3 separate regions of the Mus musculus genome follow, and regions 2 and 3 are each linked to region 1. The links are chromatin loops, found by intact Hi-C in ENCODE. Cell type or tissue: heart. All regions are shown on one strand.

Evidence for each region. Peaks named below come from ENCODE experiments on the same cell type or tissue, not always from the same donor. Only the 100,000 strongest peaks of a DNase experiment are listed, where the experiment ranks them.
Region 2: a loop joins it to region 1, with 6 times the contacts of the local background. A loop is called at or near these places in 19 of 42 quality-filtered maps.
Region 3: it touches region 1 in a loop (2.0-fold over the local background); 3 of 42 quality-filtered maps call a loop at or near these places.

Annotation. Positions count from the first base shown.
Region 1 is chr11:69,681,665-69,684,164 of GRCm38, forward strand. It overlaps Senp3 (SUMO/sentrin specific peptidase 3), which reads right to left and starts at 306. Exons shown (of 11, transcript NM_030702.4): 1 at 1-306. It overlaps Tnfsfm13 (tumor necrosis factor (ligand) superfamily, membrane-bound member 13), which reads right to left. Exons shown (of 13, transcript NM_001159503.2): 12 at 2,190-2,328; 13 at 913-1,680. The coding sequence ends at 1,571. Tnfsf13 (tumor necrosis factor (ligand) superfamily, member 13) reads right to left here. Exons shown (of 6, transcript NM_023517.2): 5 at 2,190-2,328; 6 at 913-1,680. The coding sequence ends at 1,571. Tnfsf13os (tumor necrosis factor (ligand) superfamily, member 13, opposite strand) reads left to right here and starts at 368. Exons shown (of 3, transcript NR_166809.1): 1 at 368-483. In heart, a CTCF peak has its summit at 1,281 (motif pointing right); DNase peaks (open chromatin) are centred at 357, 1,287 and 2,187; H3K4me3 peaks cover 1,722 bases; H3K27ac peaks cover 2,214 bases.
Region 2 is chr11:69,755,029-69,757,528 of GRCm38, forward strand. All of the region lies in intron 1 of Polr2a (polymerase (RNA) II (DNA directed) polypeptide A), which reads right to left. Among named protein-coding and RNA genes, the nearest start is that of Polr2a, 2.4 kb to the right of the region's middle. In heart, no CTCF peak of the experiment used is centred here; no DNase peak of the experiment used is centred here; H3K4me3 peaks cover 1,689 bases; H3K27ac peaks cover 593 bases.
Region 3 is chr11:69,802,634-69,805,133 of GRCm38, forward strand. Tmem102 (transmembrane protein 102) reads right to left here. Exons shown (of 2, transcript NM_001033433.4): 1 at 2,387-2,500; 2 at 962-2,297. The coding sequence ends at 982. G630025P09Rik (RIKEN cDNA G630025P09 gene) reads left to right here and starts at 1,036. Exons shown (of 1, transcript NR_027913.1): 1 at 1,036-2,500. It also overlaps a transcript of Fgf11 not described here. In heart, a CTCF peak has its summit at 1,326; DNase peaks (open chromatin) are centred at 348, 1,398 and 2,158; H3K4me3 peaks cover 2,500 bases; H3K27ac peaks cover 1,467 bases; H3K27me3 peaks cover 367 bases.

The DNA of each region.
Region 1 (2,500 bases):
GGAGCGGGGAAGCCGGGCACACGGGCCCCAAGGCGGCTGTCTCCGACTTAGGCTTTCCGGCTCATCTTTCGGACGGCGGCGACCCCGCCACTCCTGCTATCCTCAGGCGGAGCCGTCTCAATTCACGAAGCCAATGCTCGTGCCGCCCCACTGCGGCCGCCTCTAGCGCGGCTCTAGCCTCCACCTCCACCTCCACCTCCAGCACCGCCGCCACCCCTCCTCCTCCTTCCCCTCCCGCGAGCCCCAGGCCCACCGCCGATGGCGGCGCGCAATTAGTGCGTCACACCCGGCGAGCAGCGCCGGCTCGTGCTCAGTCCCGCCTACCTCAGCGCGTCTAGGCCACCGGACGGTCCCGCCCTCGAGCTCTACGCGGAGCCGAGCCTGCGCACAGTCGCCTGGCTTGCCGCGTGTGGCAGTCCCACGGCTCGCTCTTTTACGCCTGCGTGTCGCGCCTAGCCTCACGCTCTACGTCGCAGCCACACGGTACTCCCTGCTCTTCCGTGGCCTGAGCTTTGGGTGATCTAGTGGGCTTCCCAGTGCATGGCCAGAATGTCAGGGGCCCCGCAAGGATTGGACCAAAGCTAGGCGCTTAGGAAAACGGAGGCCGAACATTGGGTTTTGAGGGCTTTGTTTTTAAAAACAAACAAACAAACAAAAAACAGCTGGGCGTGGTGGCGCACGCCTTTAGTCCCAGCACTTGGGAGGCAGAGGCAGGCGGATTTCTGAGTTCGAGGCCAGCCTGGTCTACAGAGTGAGTTCCAGGACAGCCAAGGCTACACAGAGAAACCCTGTCTCAAAAAACGAAAAAAGAAAAAAAAACAAAAACTTTAAGCAGGGCGTGATTAAATAGTGAGACACGACCGGTGTGCCAGGGCGTCCAGTACATACAAACTTCCCGGATACCAGTCTGATCGTGGAGAGCCTTTCGTTTATTTGTTTGTTAGTTTGTTTGAGACAGGGTCTCACCATTGTAACCCCTGGGTGGCCTGGAACTCACTATTTAGACCAAGTTGGCCTCGAACTCATCGAGATCTGCCTCCCGAGTACTGTGATTTAAGGCGTAAAGCTCAGTGCCCAGCTCGGAAGTGTATAGGAGAATGGGGAGGATGAATGGCATGCATATCGAGGCACCTAACATATATCTTTTTCTAGATAGTAACAAGAATTTGGACGCAATAGGTGAAATACTGAAAGCCGGGCTTCTTGTTAATTGAAGCAGAGGGTACTTGAAGAGTTGGATAAGGTTTTCCCTAGCAGAGACCATAGTCTTTCCTCAACCTGCCGCTAGATGGTGCTGCTGTTCTGGATGCATTCCAGTGGACAAGGCTTGGCACAGTGCGCAAAACCCCCTTCGCACACACAACAAAAGAATTTGGGGCTGTGTGGGAGATAAACACAAAATATTCTACTTTTTTAATATCCATGGAGTCAAAGCCCAGATAGTGGGAGCGGGAAAGGCAAAGGGAGGAACAACAGTCAAGGCAAAGCCATGGAGAGCTGTTCTTGACCGTTCCTTGTCCTTTGTCTAGCCAGTTTTTGGAATGGGAAATCCCCACCCCCTTTATAACAATCATAGTTTCACAAACCCCAGGAATGTTCCATGCGGAGAAAGGCTAAGTTTTGCGTTTGCCCGTGGAATTTTGACAGTGATAATATCCCCTTGATGTAAATGAAAGACACCTGAGGGTGGGGGAAAAAAACATTTCAGACGCTTCGTTCTGCCTGCTCCAGCCCCTCCTCCATTTTGATTTTATGTTTTCAGTTTTTTGTTGGGGAACATGTGCATGTGTGGAGATCAGAAGACAGCTTGAGAGTTGGTTCCTTCCTTTTGCTCTGTGGGTTCTCGGAATCAAACCCAGGAGGTGAGATGTAAGGGATGGAGCAAGTTACTTTCCTAAGTGAGCGGTCTCACTGGCTTTGTTGAATTTTGAAGGCAGTCTCACTCTGTAGCCTAGGCTGACCTTGAACTTTAGGCTAACCTATCACATGGGCTTCATATGTGGGATTATAGGCACGAACCTAGTTGTTCATAGGCGGGTGCCTTTTCTCCCTGCAAGGACTTTGGCATCTTGTTCTTGAGTCTTCAGATTTGCCTCTCCACCCCCGTTCCCAACTCTCTGGTCTAACTCCCCACTCCAAGTCAGCTCTGCTACCTCATATCAACACTCCACGGAGCCCACAGTTCTCACCTGCACTGTAGCAGCTATTGTAGGCACGGTCAGGATCAGAAGGCATACTTCTGATACATCGGAATAGAGTTTCTCTTCTCCCTTGTCCTTCCCGAGATACCACCTGACCCATTGTGAAAGTCACATCATGAAACAGGACCTGTCAGAGAAGGGAGACGCTGAAGAAAACCGGGATGGCACCATTCAGTCCCTGGAGGCCTCAGGAGCACTGGCAGTGGAGCCAGGCAATAAGGAGGGGGTTTTCTAAGTTTAGTATGAGCAGAGGGATCAGGAAAACCCTCCTTACAGACAGGGTACATAGAAAGAAGAGT
Region 2 (2,500 bases), 73 kb after region 1:
TGGGAACATTGGATCTAGACTATAGGGCAGTTTTGTTCTATTCTAAAGATAGGACCTACGGTATTCAAAAAGGGTTCCTATTAGTAAATATTTAGGTGACTTTCAATTGTCATTTTCAAACAATCTTAAAACGTATTTACCCAAATCATTTTAATTACATGCAAATCAGCACCAGGATCTACTTGGAATGCTAACAGAAAGTTAAGAAAATTAATCCTCCAACAGTGGCAGGCTATTGAAGTAAAACAAAGGGTAGGGGGTTACAGAACGAAGGATGCTATTTAAATGGTCAGAGTAGACATCTAAATACAGAACACACTGACATGAAGAGCAGGCAATAAGGTCTGGGCAGTGTTATTCTAAGCAGCAGAGACTGATTAAATAGCCCCTGAAGCAAGAATAAACTTGCAGTGTTAAAAGCTAAGCAGGTCAGAGTTGCAAAAGGAAACCAAGAAGGGCTAGAGAAATGGCAGAGTGGTTAAAAGCACTTGTTGCTCTTGCAGAGGACCTAGGTTTTATTCCCATCACCCACATGGTGGCTCACTACCTTCAAGAATTCCAGTTTAAGGGGACCCAATGCCCTCTTCTGACTCTCAGGCACCAGGGACACATGTGGTGTACATACATGCATGCTGGCAAAACATTAATAATACTCATAAAATAAATTAATCTAAAAATATTTTTTTAATTTACCAGGAGACTGGTAATAAGATGGAGAGGCAAGCAGGGGCAGAATTTCAAGGAGTCTGGATCCTCCTGAGAGGATGCCATGAAGGGAAGGACCATGATGAAAACATCTCTACAACTACTGGAAGACTGAGGCAGGGCTACTCAGAACAGAGGTCAGTGGGTAGGTACCATCGTAAAGGTAAAGGCTGGCCTGGCCAGGTGGTGGTGGCAGCACTTGGGATGCAGGTCTCTGTGAGGTTGAGGCTAGCCTGGTCTACAGAGCAAGTTCCAGAACTATACAAAGAAACCCTGTCTCAATTTAAAAATTAAATAAATTCTTGGTTTGATGCTGGGTCAAGAGATACATATATTAAAGACTGAATGATCTCCAAAAAGCTAACCAACTTATTCTTCTATCAATAATGCATGAGGTCACTCATCTTCTCATTATTTTTGCTACCAGATTAAGAAACTCTTTTTAACTTGTTATTAGGAAACCTTTAAAAAAATAAAAGATTTATTTTATGAGTACACTGCTGTTGTCTTCAGACACACCAGAAAGGGGCATCAATTTCTATTACAGATGGTTGTGAGCTACCATGTGTGTGTACTCAGGACCTCTGGAAGAGCAGTTAGTGCTCTTAACCACTGAGCCATCTCTCCAGCCCCACCCCACCCCCTTTTATTTTTAATTTGTTAAAGGAAAAAAAAGTCTAACCACGCCAGGTGAGATGGGCTTATGCTCTCAGCACTCAGAAAGGTAAGGCAGAAGAATCACCATTTGCAGGGCAGCCTGAACTGAACAGCAAGATTCTGCTTCAAAATACCAAGAGCTTCAAATACATGTAGCCAAGTGGTCAAGAGCACTTGCCTAGCATGCACAAGGCTGACTTTCAGTCCCAGCAAAATTCAGCCTGGGCTATGAGCTCCAGGATAGCCAGTGCTACATACAGAGACCCTGCTTCAAAAGCAAAACAGAACAAAACCCTGAAAAATCAAACCCTGTCCATCACAGTACAAATTTGTTTCCCAATATACTTATTTTAGTTCTGTTCTAGAGCCTCTGATAAAAGTGGCCCATGTCTGCCTTACTCTTTTAGTACAATGCTTAGCTTACTGTAGGATCATCAGAAAATTTACCTTTATTTATTAATGTAAGGTTTGTCCTCTGGTATCAGCTCCCCTAAAATCCTGTTCTTTCTTAATGTTTTATTACTTTAATTATCTGGAATTTATTTTGTGTCGGTCTGTGAGGTCTTGGATGTCCAGAAACCTGATGTAGGGCTTTGTTTTTTTTTTTTTAAGATTTATTTATTATATGTAAGTACACTGTAGCTGACTTCAGACACTCCAGAAAAGGGCATCAGATCTCATTACAGATGGTTGTGAGCCACCATATGGTTGCTGGGATTTGAACTCATGACTTTCGGAAGAGCAGTCAGTTCTCTTACCTGCTGAGCCATCTTACCAGCCCTGATGTAGGTTTTTCTGTTTTTTCTTTTGAGTTCTGCTATAGTTGAGCCCTTACCCCAACAGGACTGCCTCAGTCTAGAATCAGCTGTTTAATTCCACTCTCTATTCCTCTCAGGAGGAAGAAGTCCAAGTCTCCAAAAGCTATCCCTTGTCTATCCTCACCCACTTCACATCAGCTCTTTACGGAGCTTCTGTACATGCGTGTGTGTATAAGTTACTACTGTCACCTTTATAATTACCCAGTGGTTTCCTACTGAAAACAGAAATTTGGACTCTCTAGAGCGTAATTTACAATATCCCGTGCTTCTTCAGTGCACTCTCCGCACCCACTAACCCTGCCTGCCCCAACACTGGCTTT
Region 3 (2,500 bases), 120 kb after region 1:
TGGGACTGCTATAACACCCCTTCCTTTCCCCGACGCCCCTCAACCTGTCCTGTCCTGTTGATCCGGGCGACGGGTGCCGCGAGCTCCAGCTCCAGGCTCCTCCCTCCCTGTCACCCGCAAGCGGAGGTTTCCCCCCAACGTCGGCCTAAGCGTCCCGGACCCCCAGGAAGGAGTAAGGATGTCTCTGCAGAGCGCCTCGGTTCGGCAAAGTCAGAGCACTGGGCCTGGAGGTTGGACCAGGCAGAGCGGCGGAGGCAGCGGCAGCGGCTGTGGGAAGCTGAGGCGGCGGCGGCGACAGAGGCTCCCCCTCCTCTGCGAGCCGGCCTGGGGGCGGGGCAGGGGGCGGAGACGCTGGGAGAAGCTGGGCGGGCGGAACCCTGGGGTTCCTTGGAAGCTCTAAGTGGGAACTGTCACAGAGGCAGGCGGAGTAGAGGCAAGGCCTGCAAATCTCGGGGTTCAGAGGAGAGGAGACACGGAGCCTGATATGGCGGGGCTGGGGGCAGGGGGTCGATGGAATAGCCGACAGAGAGAAAATGAAAAGGGATTCTACTGCCTGGGATGGAAGTGAGGACAGAAATGGACGAGGAGAGTTGGGGGGAAAGTGGAGAAACCGGTAGCTGTGCCATCCAGTCTGGGCTGTGATCCGGCCTTAATATCTCTGGTTTGGTATGAGCCAATTGATCAGAACTAGGTTTCCAAAAACCAGTTCCTTCCCGCATTTTGTCAGTAAATACATTCCTACTATCCCTGTCAGACTCTGAAAGAATAGGGGAGAGAGGTTCCGGGAGGCAGTACCGGGACAGAAGGGGCGCCAGCCAGATTTAGAGAACTTGGGCCTCAGGCAGGGTAGAATACTGGGGAAACCTTTTAGAAAAGGGACTTTGGACCCAAGCATACACTGTCTGTATGGAGGGAGCAGCAGTCCCCTGCATGACCCTCTCACCAAAGGAAACACTTTCCATTCCCTTAGGAGTAAAATCTTTAATGGGTCCCGCCCCCTACGCCCGCTAAACCGCCCCCTTTGCGGGCAACCTTGGCTTCCTCTACAGCCTCACGCAAGGCCTGTGCAGGGTCCCCGCGGAGCTGGGCCAATGCCCCGCGCAGAGCAGCGGAGCCGTCTCCCACACGGAGCTTTCGGCCGCTCAAAAAATAATGAGGCAGCGCCCCGGCCTCTAGCACTCGGCTCAGCTCATCCAGTAGCCCAAGGCAACAAGCGCCGGCATTTTCCGGCCGCGCCAAGTAGAGCGCCGGGAGCCGCTCGCACGCCCAGTAGAGCAAGGTCCGCAGGAGGTAGGGCGCAGCGGCTCGGGTCCCCGCCACCAGCGGGCGCAGCAGCGCCTGGGCCGCCGCGTGTGCCTGAAGCAGCGGCGTGGGGATGCGCTCTTTGAGCGCCAGCTCCTGGCGAGCGAAGCACAGCTGCCATCCAGAGGTGCTCGGCTGCTCTGGGAGGCTGCCCGGCACTAGGTAGAAAGAGGCCGATTCAGAGACCAGTGGACCCGCCCACGAGTGGCTCCGAGCCGTGTCAGGCCAGCCTGTCACGGTCACCACCGGGATCAAGTCGAAGAGCAGGAGGTGGCGTGGGGGCTCTGGAGTTGCCAGGAGGACCGTGGTGACACCTGCGTGACGAGCTGCATGAACTAGCCGTGGGGCGCCTGGGACCGGGATCAGGGACTCAGCAACCTCAGCCAACTTAACGAAGAACCAGGAAGTTACTTGGGTCGGGCATAATGTGGGCCATGCCTTTGGAGCCTCCGACGGCTTTGGGACTTGGCTTTCGTCGGCGTCCAAGGCGTCGCTGCTCAGTGTTTCCAATGGCTCAGGAGTTTCAGGATTGGTAATGTCCTTATAAGACGATTGGGACTCTGAAAGGTCACTAGATGATTTTTGCAAAGACATGTGTGGCTCAGGTTCAGGGACATAATCATGTGACGGATCTACAGAGTTTTCCCGGTCGGTGGGACTCTCTTTGCTATGGGTTTGGTGAGTCATATCACTTTCTTCTGGGACAGGAGGTCCTAAGCAATCCTGCCAGGCCTCCCGGACCAAAATTCCACGCATCAGTTCTGGAAGGCGGAGCCATGCAGAACAGGATTCCAGATCCAGTAGCAGCTCGGGCCCAGTGCCATCCAGAGAAAACACAGGCACAAGGAGTGTAAAGCCGGCATCATAATGAGGTCCCCGGGAGTAGGGACCTAAGGGGGCGTGCCCTAAATCTAGGGAACCTTCGCGAATCCCACCACGAAGCAGCAAGAGTTCTGCCTGGGGTGGAAAACGAGGGTCTTGGCGGTGAACCAGACCTAAAGAAGAGAAAGGGTCGTGAAGGTATCCTGGTTCAAAGTCGGGGCAGGAAATGGCGAGGCTGGGGTTTGCAAATTCCCACACTTACCGAGTAGAGCGAAGACAAAATCCTTGGCTCGGAGAAGATCAGCTCCAGGCTTGGGCCCTTCACTCCAACTCTCCTGAACACGGAGCTCCTGAATTAACTGAGTGAGCTCCTGCA